Regions from separate parts of the Homo sapiens genome. Here all the other regions are linked to region 2. A link is an interaction called in ENCODE POLR2A ChIA-PET data of the cell type or tissue named here. Cell type or tissue: GM12878. All regions are shown on one strand. Region 1 overlaps VCL (vinculin). Region 2 overlaps ADK (adenosine kinase). Region 3 overlaps ADK (adenosine kinase).

Region 1 (4,000 bases), 95 kb before region 2:
AAAAAAAAAAAAAAAGAAAAAGAAAAAGAAGAAAAAAGACTTGTGGTAGTCTTTTTATAATCTCTAAATGGATTTTCCTCTTCTTTGGCATACATTTAATCTTCTTGGTTAGTGATAATTGAAATCACATGGAACTGAGGAATTTGTGCTCTTTTTTTCTTACAAAATAATTACTCATACTCAAGGTCTTCTCCTAAATTGTCTCAAATTAGAGTAGGTGGTAATTCTGGGAAGAATGTATTAGAGGGTCATGAGTGAGCATATTTCGAGATCCCATAAGGCTGTCATTGGTCCATTTGATATATAGCATAAGATTTTTTTTCTAGCAATTTAGGTTGAAGATTCAAAGGGAGAGAGAAGTACTAGTTGATTGATTTAAATTATCTAATTAAATATTATTAGTATATAGTTAAGATATACAATTATTTAGGAAACTGACCTTATGCCTACTTTCATTCTTTAAATACTTTTTAAAAATTCAGATTTCTATTAAAATGTGCAAGATCACTTTAAGAAGCTAGGGAGCTTGAATGTTTAAATAAAATCCAATTTTCCATACACAAGACAGACTTCTTCCTGTTTCTGACTGCTGGTTAGTCTTAGTGGGATTTGTTTGGCTTTTATGAATGCCATTAAATTTTAATGTGCAGATCAGATGTCTTATTGTATAAAAAAATGGTTCAGTCTCTGTTTTGGACCTATCATTTTACCACACAAGGGAACCATTAGTGATAATCAATTTTATTCCTGTAAACCTTTTCAATTTCATCTTTTTCAGTTTCCTTTCTCCATAATGGTCATTCTTGTCATTTTTTTTCCAAATTTGAAAAACTTATACAGTAACTGGATTTCATAAATAGATATATCACAAGACTTGTAGTTGGTGATGCTTTTGTTTGTTGGCTATAATTTCATAAATGTTCAAGTTTCCTGGAAACAATTTCTTTAAATATTACCCTACCACTACCTTCTCTCCTTTGGAAACTTTAATTACACATATATTAGGTTGCTTGGAGTTGTCCCACAGTTCACTGATGCCATTTGTTTTTCAAAATCTTTTTTCACCCTGTTTTATTTTGGATAGTCTTTATTGCTATGACTTCAATTTCACTATTTTTTCCCCTGCAATATCTAATCTGCTAGTAATTCACAGTGTATTTTTATATCTCAGACATATCTTTCGTATCTAGTTGTTCTATTTGGGTCTTTTTCTCTATCTTCCATTTATCTAACTAGGGTAACCAATCTACTTTTTTTTTTTTTTTTGAGACAGGATCTTGCTGGGTCACTCAGGATGGAGTGCAATCACGGCCCACTGCAGCCTCAACCTCCTGGGCCCAAGTGATCCTCCCACCTCAGCCTCAAGAGTAGCTGGGGCTACAGGCGCACAACACCATGCCATTACATTTTTTATTTTTATTTTTTGAGATGGGGTCTTACTCTGTTGCCCAGGCTGGAGTGCAGTGGCACAATCACGGCTCACTGCATCCTCAACTTCCCTGGGTTTAGGTGATCCAGCCACCTCAGCCTCCTGAGTAGCTGGGACTATAGGAGTGCACCACCACACATGGCTAATTTTTTATTTTTTGTAAAAATGGGGTTTTGCCATGCTGCCCAGGCTGGTCTTGAACTCCTGAGCTCAAGAGATCCTCCTGCCTCAGCCTCCCAAAGTGCTAGGATTACAGGTGTGAGCCACCATGCCTGGCCTGATTTTTTTTTTTTTTTTTTTGTAGAGATGGAGTCTTGCTATATTGCCCAGGCTGGCCTTGAACTCCTGGCCTCAAGCAATCCTTCTGCCTCAGCCTCCCAGACCATGGTATTAGGCACTGTGCCCAGCTCAATCTTTACTTTTGTTTTTTGAACATGTGGAGTACAGTTATGACCATTTTAATGTTCTTATATACTGATTCTGTCATCTTTGTCATTTCTAGGTCGGTTTTGTTTTGAAATAGGGTCTTATTCTGTCACCCAGTATGGGATGTGGTAGTGCGATAATGGCTCACTGCAGCCTTGGCCTCTTGGGCTCAAGTGATTCTCCCACTTTAGCCTCCTGAGTAGCTGGGACCACAGGTACTTACCACTGTTCCTGGCTAATTTTTAAATTTTTTGTAGAGACAAGGTCTTCCTTGGCCGGGTGCAGTGGCTTACACCTATAATCCCAACACTTTGGGAGGCTGAGGCGGGTGGATCACTTGAGGCCAGGAGTTCGAGACCAGCCTGGCCATCATGATACCCCGTCGCTACTAAAAATATAAAAATTAGCCAGCTGTGGTGTGGTAGCACACACTTGTAATCCCGGCTACCTGGGAGGCTGAGGCACAAGAATCCTTTGAACCCAAGAGGTGGAGGTTGCTTTGAGCCGAGATCGCACCACTGCACTCCAGCCTGGGCGACACAGCCAGACTTTGTCTAAAAAAAAGAAGACAGGGTCTCCCTGAGTTGCCCAGGCTGGTCTTGAACTCCTGGCCTCAAGCAGTCCTCCTCTCATCCTCAGCCTCCTAAAGTGTTGGGATTACAGGCATGAGCCATGACACCAGGCCCGAGGTTGGTTTTGAATGATTGACTTTTCTCTTCATTATTGGCGGTATTTTCATGCCTTCTTGTATACCTGATAATTTTTGACTGGATGAGAGTTTCCTCTTATTGCTGTGACAAGTCACCAGAAACTTTGTGGTTTAAAACAACACAAATTTATTATCTTACAGTTCTGGAAGCCAGAAGTCCAAAGTGAGTCAGCAGGGCCACATTCTTTCTGGAAACTCTAGAAAAGACTCTGTTTCTTCACCTTTTCCAGCTTCTAGAGGCTGCCTGCTTTCCTTGGCTTGTAGCCCCACATTACTCCAGTCTCTGCTTTCATTATCATACCTCCTTCTCTCCTGCTTCCATTGCCATGTCAGTGAAATAATGCCCTCAGTTTGCTAATAAAATAACTGTCAACTTAGAATTCTGTACTGCTATAATAGTCTTTGAAGAATGAGGACAAAACAGACATTATCAAACAAAAACTGATACATTTTGTCACCAGCAGACTTTTACTAGAGGAAATCCTAAAGAATGTACTTCAGACAAGTCCGCTGATCCCAGATGTAAGCCTGAAATACAAGAGGGAATGATGAGCCAAGATACTGGACAGTTTGTTGGTAAATGTAGATAAGTGTTGATGTATATAATAATGGGATGTTTTTACTCAACGCTTCTGATACCAGATGTATGGCTTTTTTTTTCCACACCAACAACCAGTCTTCCAACTCTTCAGACACCAACTTGGTATTCAGCAGCGCAATTCAATTCTGACACTAACTATCCAGAGTTAGTGTCAGACTCCACAGGTTTAAGTGCTTAGTCCCATAAAACTATCCTCACTTCAGATACCAGTCACAAGTATTGGGTGCCTGGTATACCCACACTTCTGTCTGACTTTACTACAAAGTTGGGAGTTCCTACAACTCCCCGCTTTCGGGTTTGTTAATTCGCTAGAATGGCTCACATAACTCACAGAAATACTTTACTCAAATAGTTACCAGTTTATTATAAAGGATACAACCCAGGAACAGCCAAATGGAAGAGATGCATAGGGCAAGATATGATGAGGAAGATTTCATGCTGCCTGGGTGCACCACCTCCCAGCACCCAGATGTGTTCACCAACTCAGAAACTCTCTGACCATGCCTTGATGTTTCTGGAACCAGCTCCCGTTTTGAAGCTATCTAGGGTCCCCCAGCCACTAGTCATCTTATTAGCATACAAAAGACACTTTTTTTTTTTTGAGACAGGATCCAGCTCTGTCACCCACACTGGAGTGCAGTGGCATGATCATAGCTCACTACAGCCTTGATATCCTGGACTCAAGCACTCCTCCTGCCTCAGCCTCCTGAGTAGCTAGGACTACAGGTGTGAGCCACCGTGCCTGCCTATCTTTTTAAAATTTTTAGTAGAGATGAGATCTTGCTCTGTTACCCAGGCTCGTCTGGAACTCCTAAGCTCAAGTGATCCTCCTGCC
Region 2 (4,000 bases):
GTCTGGGCAACAAAATGAGACCCTCGAATCTTTAAAAAAAACGAAACAAAAACTAGCTGGACATGGTGGCATAAGCCTGTGGTCCCAGCTACACAGGAGGCTGAGGCAGGAGGATTCCTTGGCTTCCCAAAGTGCTGGGATTACACGTGTGAGCCACCAAGCCTGGCCTTAATTAATGTTTGTTGCATAGAGTGGCACTGATAACTTTCATTTTTCTAGACCCTATATATATATTTTTTTGTTTGTTTGTTTTTGTTTTTGAGACAGAGTCTCGCTCTGTCGCCCAGGCTGGAGTGCAGTGGCACAGTCTCGGCTCACTGCAAGCTCCGCTTCCCGGGTTCATGCCATTCTCCTGCCTCAGCCTCTGAGTAGCTGGGACTACAGGCGCCTGCCATCACGCCCGGCCAATTTTTTGTATTTTTAATAGAGACGGGGTTTAGTAGAGACGTGTTAGCCGGGATGGTCTTGATCGCCTGACCTCGTGATCCACCCGCCTCAGCCTCCCAAAGTGCTGGATTACAGGGGTGAGCCACCGTGCCCGGCGACCCTATACTTTTAATAATGCAGCCTAAAATTGAGCTTTGCTACTATTTTCTTTTTTCATCATGATAATCTACTATTGAAAGAGTTTGGTTATTTTTGGATGATATTGCATGCCTTTTACTTATATTCGCAAATTTAATCCTTTAAGATTAAGGCTTTGGGCTATGAAGGAATGGAAAACAAAAGTCCCCTAATGCACTTAGTATGAATGCCTTAATAAGATCCTTTCCTGGGCAATATATACTAGTGCAGCGTGAGGGTGGTAGAGAGAGCCAGAGGAAAGCTTGCATGGATGGTTCTGGGTATCCAGGGACAAGCATGGAAGTGCTTGAAACTCAGGGAAAGTGGGAAGGGCCTTAGGAAAACAAGGGGCATTGAAGACTATGTTTCTTATTTTGGGTACAGGCCTAGACTGAATATTCAGCCTCAAATAAAACATGAGGCTGATGTGCTGCTTTTTTTTACCTGGAATATGTCTTTGCTTTACTTCCATCAATTAAAATCCTGGCCACATGGTGTGGCTCATGCCTGTAATCCCAGCACTTTGGGAGGCCAAGGTGGGAGGATTGCTTGAGGCCAGGAGTTCTAGACTGGCCTGGGCAACATAGTGAGACCCTAGCTCTACAAAAATAAACTTAGCCAGGCATGGCAGCAGGTTCCTGTTGTCCCAACCACTCTGGAAGCTGAGGCACTGGCACTACTACATTCCAGCCTGGGTAACAGCAAGACTCTGTCTCAAAAAAAGAAAACAAAATATCTTTCCTGTGTCCAAAGTGTTTACAGTTAGGTGGGGGAAAAAAAGTATCAAAATTTTAAAGAGCATTCTGGTCAGAATGGATCCCAGTAGAGCAGTGGTTAAGAGCATGGTCTCTGGCATCAGCTATCTGGTTTGACCCTTGATCCTTATTAGCTAGTGATCTCGGGAAGATTGGCTACTTGCCCCATACCTCTTTTCTCACCTGTAAAATGGGTATAGTAATAGTACGAACCTCATAAGGATGTTGAGAGGGAAACGCAGCAATTAAAAATTTAAAAAGGAAAGGAAAAGATATAGATATACTCAAGAACAAGATAAACATCTCCAGGGACCAAGAACAGAAAAGAAACATGCAGTTAGACTCTGGGTTCAGGAGCTAGTAGAAATAACATGTAGGGGACCTAGGGTCAGATGCTCTGTATGAAACTGAAGCTGGGCTGAGACTGGATGAAAGAGGGCTGAAAACATCTGCTCTTGGCTGTTGCTTTAAAAAGCTGTGGACCTGGAGTGAAGATGCAGAAGTGGCTGAGCTGCCAGATGGCTCAGAGTCAGGAACTGTGGTTTCCCCACTATCAGCTAGTACAAGAGCACCAAGCTTGGAGGTCGTGGACTCTGGAAGAGGGGTGGCCTATCACAGAACCCCTGGGAAAAGAGGGAATGTCTGAGCCTATAAACACACGAGGAAGACCATTACTTAGAAAATTAACACAGTTACCAAGAGATAAATTCACAAAAAATCTGATGGAAATATGGGTAATTTCAAAACAATTGTAAGTATTTTAAAGATCCTTAAAAAAGATAAAAGAAATAATGGTCATAAAAAAACATGAATCAAAAATAGGTAGATATGAAATAGATGGCTATATTAAAGAAAAAATGGAATTATTGAAATTAAAAAAAAAATAGGTCAGTTGAACTCTAGACCAGACAAATTTGAAGGGAAAATTAATGAATTGGAAGAAAGTACCCAGATGTATCACAGAGAAATAAATAGGAATTAACAAATATGAGCTGGGCGTGATGGCTCATGCCGGTAATTCCAGTACTTTGGGAGGCCAAGGCGGGCAGATCACCTGAGGTTGGGAATTTGAGACCAGCCTGACCAACATGGAGAAACTCCATCTTTACTAAAAAAAAAAAAAAAAAAATACAAAATTAGCTGGATGTGGTGGTCCATGCCTATAATCCCAGCTACTCAGGAGGCTGAGGCAGGAGAATCTCTTGAACCCGGGAAGTGGAGGTTGGGGTGAGCCGAGATCGTGCCATTGCACTCCAGCCTGGGCAACAGCGCAACTCCATAAATTGAGAGGCACCAACTTACATCTAACTGGGAGTTCCAAAAAGAGGAAATAATGTGAATGGTGGAGAAGCCAGGTTGGAAGAGCTGATGGCTGAGAATTTACCAAAATTTAAGAAAGACCAGTTCTCAGCTTGAAAGGGCATTATATGTATCTAGTAAGATGGAAACAAAAATATAAACTAAAACTTCAGAGATTTTCTTGCTAATTATATTAATGTATCTATTATAGAAAGACTGAAAATTTAGACACTCCAAATTTAATAGTGGGCATCTTTAGGTGGAAGAATTATGAGGTTTAAAAAAAAACTTGTATTTTCCAATGTTTCTACACTGAACATATTAGGAATCTTGCTTTTAAGTTGGAGAGACTTGAAGTACACTGAATATATAAGTGGCCAAGTGCTGTGTGGCTAAATATTATCTTTACAGAATGGACCTCTGGGATACCAAATACCTCTGAAACTTGGTAACATAATTATTATGACTTTATTGTAGGCTATAATCTTTTAAGCTATATTTCTGAAATCCCAAAGCTCTGGAAGCTGGAAGTTTTTTAAAAAGTTTGAGATGAATTAATTTGGCAGCAAAATTTGAACTGATGTAAAGGTGTCAGTAGTATTTATTTGTCTGACACAAATGTATATGCTTTGCTATGGAAATATTAGGCTGTTAATGACATGCCACATGAATTCCTCCTGGGTGTTCTACAAAATATATAGTGCAGTGTTACCTTCCTAAAATCCATAAAATTCTGAATTCCAAAACATACCCTGCCCCAAGGATTTAAGAAAGGGTTTGTGGACTTTTATTACTTATTTATAGTTTACTTTTAAAAGTTGGCTACTGTGCAGGAACAATAATTTCTCATCAGAGTTAGTTCCTAGATTTTTTTCTCTAGTCACTGTTCTGCACTTCTATGATACTAAGTAGATGCTCATTTCAAAGATACTTTTTGGCTAGCTCTACTGTAATACCAGTACAGTTGATGTCACTGAGTTATTAGGCTTTTCTTCCTCTCCAGTAGTAACTGAAAAGACAGACTTCTCTTCAACTTTTGGACTTGAAGATTTGGAAGGCTGTTTTACAAAATGGTCTCCCAAACTGAAGTTTCACATACTGCTTGAAGAAGATACATTCTGATGATTTATCAAAGCAGATTTAGAGTTTTTGCTCTCATTTATGTGTATTATTTCTGATGTTGTTTGTACTTTTGGCTTCGTACCATTTCTTTAAAAATTTGGTTCATACACTTCAGATCTAGAAGCAATGTGATTAGCCTTTGATATAAGAACATCTGAGTTTCTATTTGCATTTTTACTTTCATTGCATGCATGCTGACTTTAGTATTTTCTTTACAATTTAGAAGATATATATGTATAGCAATTATGTAAGAAATTCTT
Region 3 (4,000 bases), 94 kb after region 2:
CACCATGATCACTGACATCAATTCTCCTTGAAGGAGGATGAGTTTTGTTTGTTCATTTTATTGCAAACCATTTGAAGAGATGATAGATTGGTAGCAGAAATTTGGCAGAGAAAAGGATGATAAACATTAGAAAGGAGGATAAAGCCCACTGGAAGACATAAATGAATTGATGATATTTTGGTGTATATTTTCTCATTGCTTTATGATTATAAATATTTTCTGCTGCTTTTTGCCACTATCTATTTTTCATGTCTTCCAATAAAGTATTCCATGGCCAAAATTTGTGTGAAATTCTCTTCGGTTGTTGCTGGTTTTACAAGTTATAGGGTTCTTTGGAATATAATTACTGAAATGATGACTACACTAAAACATATTTCTTCTTAATTTAACAAAGTATTTAGTGGGAGGAAGGCTCTAGCTTTTCTTATTTTCTTTAATGTTTTTTAGGCATGCTAGAGGAAAATAGTGTTCTTACTATTAGTTTTGAACATTTTTTATGACTATAGAGTTGAAAGCCCAAAACACTAGAAGTAAATGGATCATTGCAAAATATTTGTTTTGTTTTCATTTGTGAGTGGGGCATTCGTGTGTCACTGTGTCTATGCTTCTATTTTTCTCTGTATATAGTTTATATCCTTAAGACTTTCAGAAAGAAATTGAGATGTTATGTTGTTTTATTGTATATGCATGTACATGCATACACACACACACACACACACACACACACACAGTTTTATTTGTTCATCATATATTTAAGGCCTGACATAGGTCTTACAAAGTTCAATTACTATAGGGCTTAAGTAGGAAATGAATGGTAAAATGAGCCAATTTGAAGCAATAAATACTGATTGATAGATTATCACCTTCTTCCAAATAAGATATGTGGCATCGTAGAATCTTGCTCTTAGATACACAGATATGTGTGATGTTTAAATAGTTGAGAAATTCAACCAGAAATGAATGAAAGGGTTTTCCCGTTATCCTGTCATACGCAAATTACCAGATCATTCAGTTCTTCAATTTATCAATTCATGTATTTATTCATTTAACTAATATTTGTTAGTTTTATACTATGTGTAAAGCCCTATTTTAGACACTGAATACAGTGCCAGACAGTAATTTTCCTGCACTCATAGTTTATACTCTAATAGAGAATGTAGAATTGAGCTTTAAATTTCCTATTCAATAAGTATTTTTAGTAATATGTGAAGTACAAGAGCTTCTGAAGACTTATTGCGCCACTCTCTCCCTATTCATCCATTTACCAGTTGTTACTGAATGCTTACTCTATGTACTAGAAATGCAGAGATGAGTAAGATACAACCTGGCCCTGAAAAAAATTCAGTCTATTTGGAGTTATAGACAGGCAGTAACTAGCTATTATATAGTGTGATGATGGCTATGATATAATTACAAATAATATTCTGCAAGAACAGTAATTTTCTCTAGCTGTGAGGTATGCAAGAAGCTATCATAGAGAACTAATATTTGAGGATGAGTAGAAATAGTCGGGTATAGGGAGATCAAAGGAGAAGTTACTCCTATTCCCCAAATAGAGGGTTCTTCATGAACACACAGAAGTAGGCAAGGTCTGTTTGGAGAATGGTGAGATATTGTGTAGTTTGGGTAAAACACTGGGTATGTCATGGAGGGAGAGGTAAAAGAAGAAGCTACAACGTAGGTTCAGGCCGAATTGTGAAAAGTTTTATATACAAGGTTAAAGTTGGCTTTTTATTTTACAGTTAGTTGGGGACCTGTGGAAGATTTTTCAGCAGGCAAACATACTTAGTCTGCAGTTTACAAAGATAGTTGATAGAATACAGGATGAAGTAGTGAGAAGTTGAGGCTATGGAAAGGCAGGTATACCAGTTTGAAAACTTCATAATAGATATGAATGAAATAATGAGGGTCTCTTATAGGGTAGTAGTAGTAGTGACTTTAGAACACAGGGATGGATTAAAAATCAAATTCAGAGGTATTTTTGTTTTGCTTCATTTTTTTGAGACAGGGTCTTGCTCTGTCACCCATGCTGGAGTGCAGTGACATGATCACAGCTCACTGCAGCTAGGGCTACAGATGTGTGCCACCATGGCTGGCCAATTTTTTATTTTTATTTTTATTTTTGGTAGAGACAAGGTCTCATTATGTTGCCCAGGCTGGTCTTAAAATCCTGAGCTCAAGCGATTCTTCCATCTCAGTCTCCCAAATTGCTAGGATTACAAGCATGAGCCACCATGCCTGGTCCAGAGTTAGAACTGACAGGATTTAGTGAGTGATCCATATGGAGAGAGGGCGTTGAAAAAGATTTTGAAGTTTTGTGTTTAGTGTCTGCATAATTAAATGCTGGTACTATTAACTTCAAAAGGAAAAGCAATATGGTTGAGGGAAGCAATGAATTTGGTTTTGTAATATTGAGGGCAGGAGTAAACCTAAGGGAATGTTGGAGGCATTTAAATTCTAAGTGGAGGAGATGCCTATTCAAGAGAAAGGAGGAGGAGTAGGGGGAAGAGATAGCTGTTCAGTGTGTCATTAAACCTCTCAAATCCTCAGTTTGTTATTTATCATATATTGGAGGTAGAATCAATAATTTTTCTGGTTTTGAAATAACCTGTGTTTTAGTTATCACAAATTCTAAATTAGTAGTACAAAAATTATAATAATTATAGTTTATATGTTATAGACTGATGATAATATTTATTGATTACTTCCTGTGAAGTTTAGGTAAAATGCTAAGCATTTTGCATTCATCATCCATTTAATTCTCCTAGCAATATGAGTTAAATATTATTACTATCTGGATTTTCAGAAAAGGGAAGATAACTTGACCAAGATTGTTACAGCAAATAAGTGGTGGATGGGTATTCAAACCCAGGACAATCTGACATTAAAACTCAAGCTTTTAACCACTATATTATTTGCCTGTCTTGTAGAACATAAGAGTTGTAATGAATCTAAAACATCATCTAGCCCTTTCCTGTAATCAGATTTATGTCATAGCTAAGGTCTGTAATTAATGTCAAAATTAGCTATCCAATTTACTTAATAAGAAGCTTACTCCACAGCCATTCATTACTGCTGTTTTCCTTGTGGCAGATACTTTTTTTTTTTTTTTTTTTTTTGTCGACTCACCTCTTTACCGTGTGATGTGAGTAAATTCTGTATAGTCTAGGCCACTCATGATTATCCCATTTTTCTTGCTAGTCATTAATTAAGACCTGAACATAGGACTGATATCTGACCAATAACTCATTTGTGGCCAATGAGACATGAGGGGAGGTTTGGTGGAGGGGCTTCTTGGAAAGGTAACACCTCCTCTCCCCTCATTTTTGGATGTTTCTATCTAGATGGGTTCTTGGAATTGTGAGAGCTATCTTGGAATTATTTGGGGCCTAGGTCAGGATAAAACCAAAACACTGGATGGCACAGTGAAAAGATGGTGAGAACTTGGATCCTTAATGATCTTGTTGAACTTCTAAATTACCCATTCCTAAAGCTATTGTGCCTCAGGACTAGGTCTTACATGAAATTAGAGGGAATTTATTAGGCTGTGTGAAACAAGGACTTTTTAAGGCTACTAACAGTTTTTTTCTTTTAAACGATACTTATCACTGAAAGAAACCTAACTGGGATCTGCAGTGTTTATCTTTGTCTGAAGTAAATAGAAAGGCACTGTAGGGCTTGCATTACTGTTGAGACACAATTAAAACAGGAATAGAAGACAATTTTTGTGTCACTGCACCTAATTTAATTGGTGTAGAAGTTGGAGATGATCATGCTCTAGAAAACAGATCTTATATATGTTAAAGGTAGCAAAGTGTCATTGAGGAAATGAGTCTGATTATTCTGACAGTTTCTGTAGGTAAAAGGAATAGAAAGTAAGTGTTCAGATTAGGTTAGGAAATAGAAATGGATTTAGTTTGTAGACAGTTAACCTACGTTTCAGGGTCCTTCCAAGACTCTGGAAGAATCTCAAGCAATGTGTTAACATAATATTTTGGGT

Evidence for each region. Peaks named below come from ENCODE experiments on the same cell type or tissue, not always from the same donor. Only the 100,000 strongest peaks of a DNase experiment are listed, where the experiment ranks them.
Region 1: POLR2A ChIA-PET joins it to region 2 with 5 read pairs; 5 of 35 experiments call an interaction of 5 or more read pairs at or near these places.
Region 3: POLR2A ChIA-PET joins it to region 2 with 5 read pairs; 6 of 35 experiments call an interaction of 5 or more read pairs at or near these places.

Annotation. Positions count from the first base shown.
Region 1 is chr10:74,060,658-74,064,657 of GRCh38, forward strand. The region is part of intron 2 of VCL (vinculin); the gene reads left to right. Among named protein-coding and RNA genes, the nearest start is that of VCL, 65 kb to the left of the region's middle. In GM12878, no CTCF peak of the experiment used is centred here; no DNase peak of the experiment used is centred here.
Region 2 is chr10:74,155,288-74,159,287 of GRCh38, forward strand. The region is part of intron 1 of ADK (adenosine kinase); the gene reads left to right. Among named protein-coding and RNA genes, the nearest start is that of ADK, 6.1 kb to the left of the region's middle. In GM12878, no CTCF peak of the experiment used is centred here; no DNase peak of the experiment used is centred here; H3K4me3 peaks cover 1,242 bases; H3K27ac peaks cover 667 bases.
Region 3 is chr10:74,248,798-74,252,797 of GRCh38, forward strand. All of the region lies in intron 3 of ADK (adenosine kinase), which reads left to right. It overlaps LOC124902456 (a long non-coding RNA gene), which reads left to right. Exons shown (of 2, transcript XR_007062198.1): 2 at 1-4,000. Among named protein-coding and RNA genes, the nearest start is that of ADK, 100 kb to the left of the region's middle. In GM12878, no CTCF peak of the experiment used is centred here; no DNase peak of the experiment used is centred here.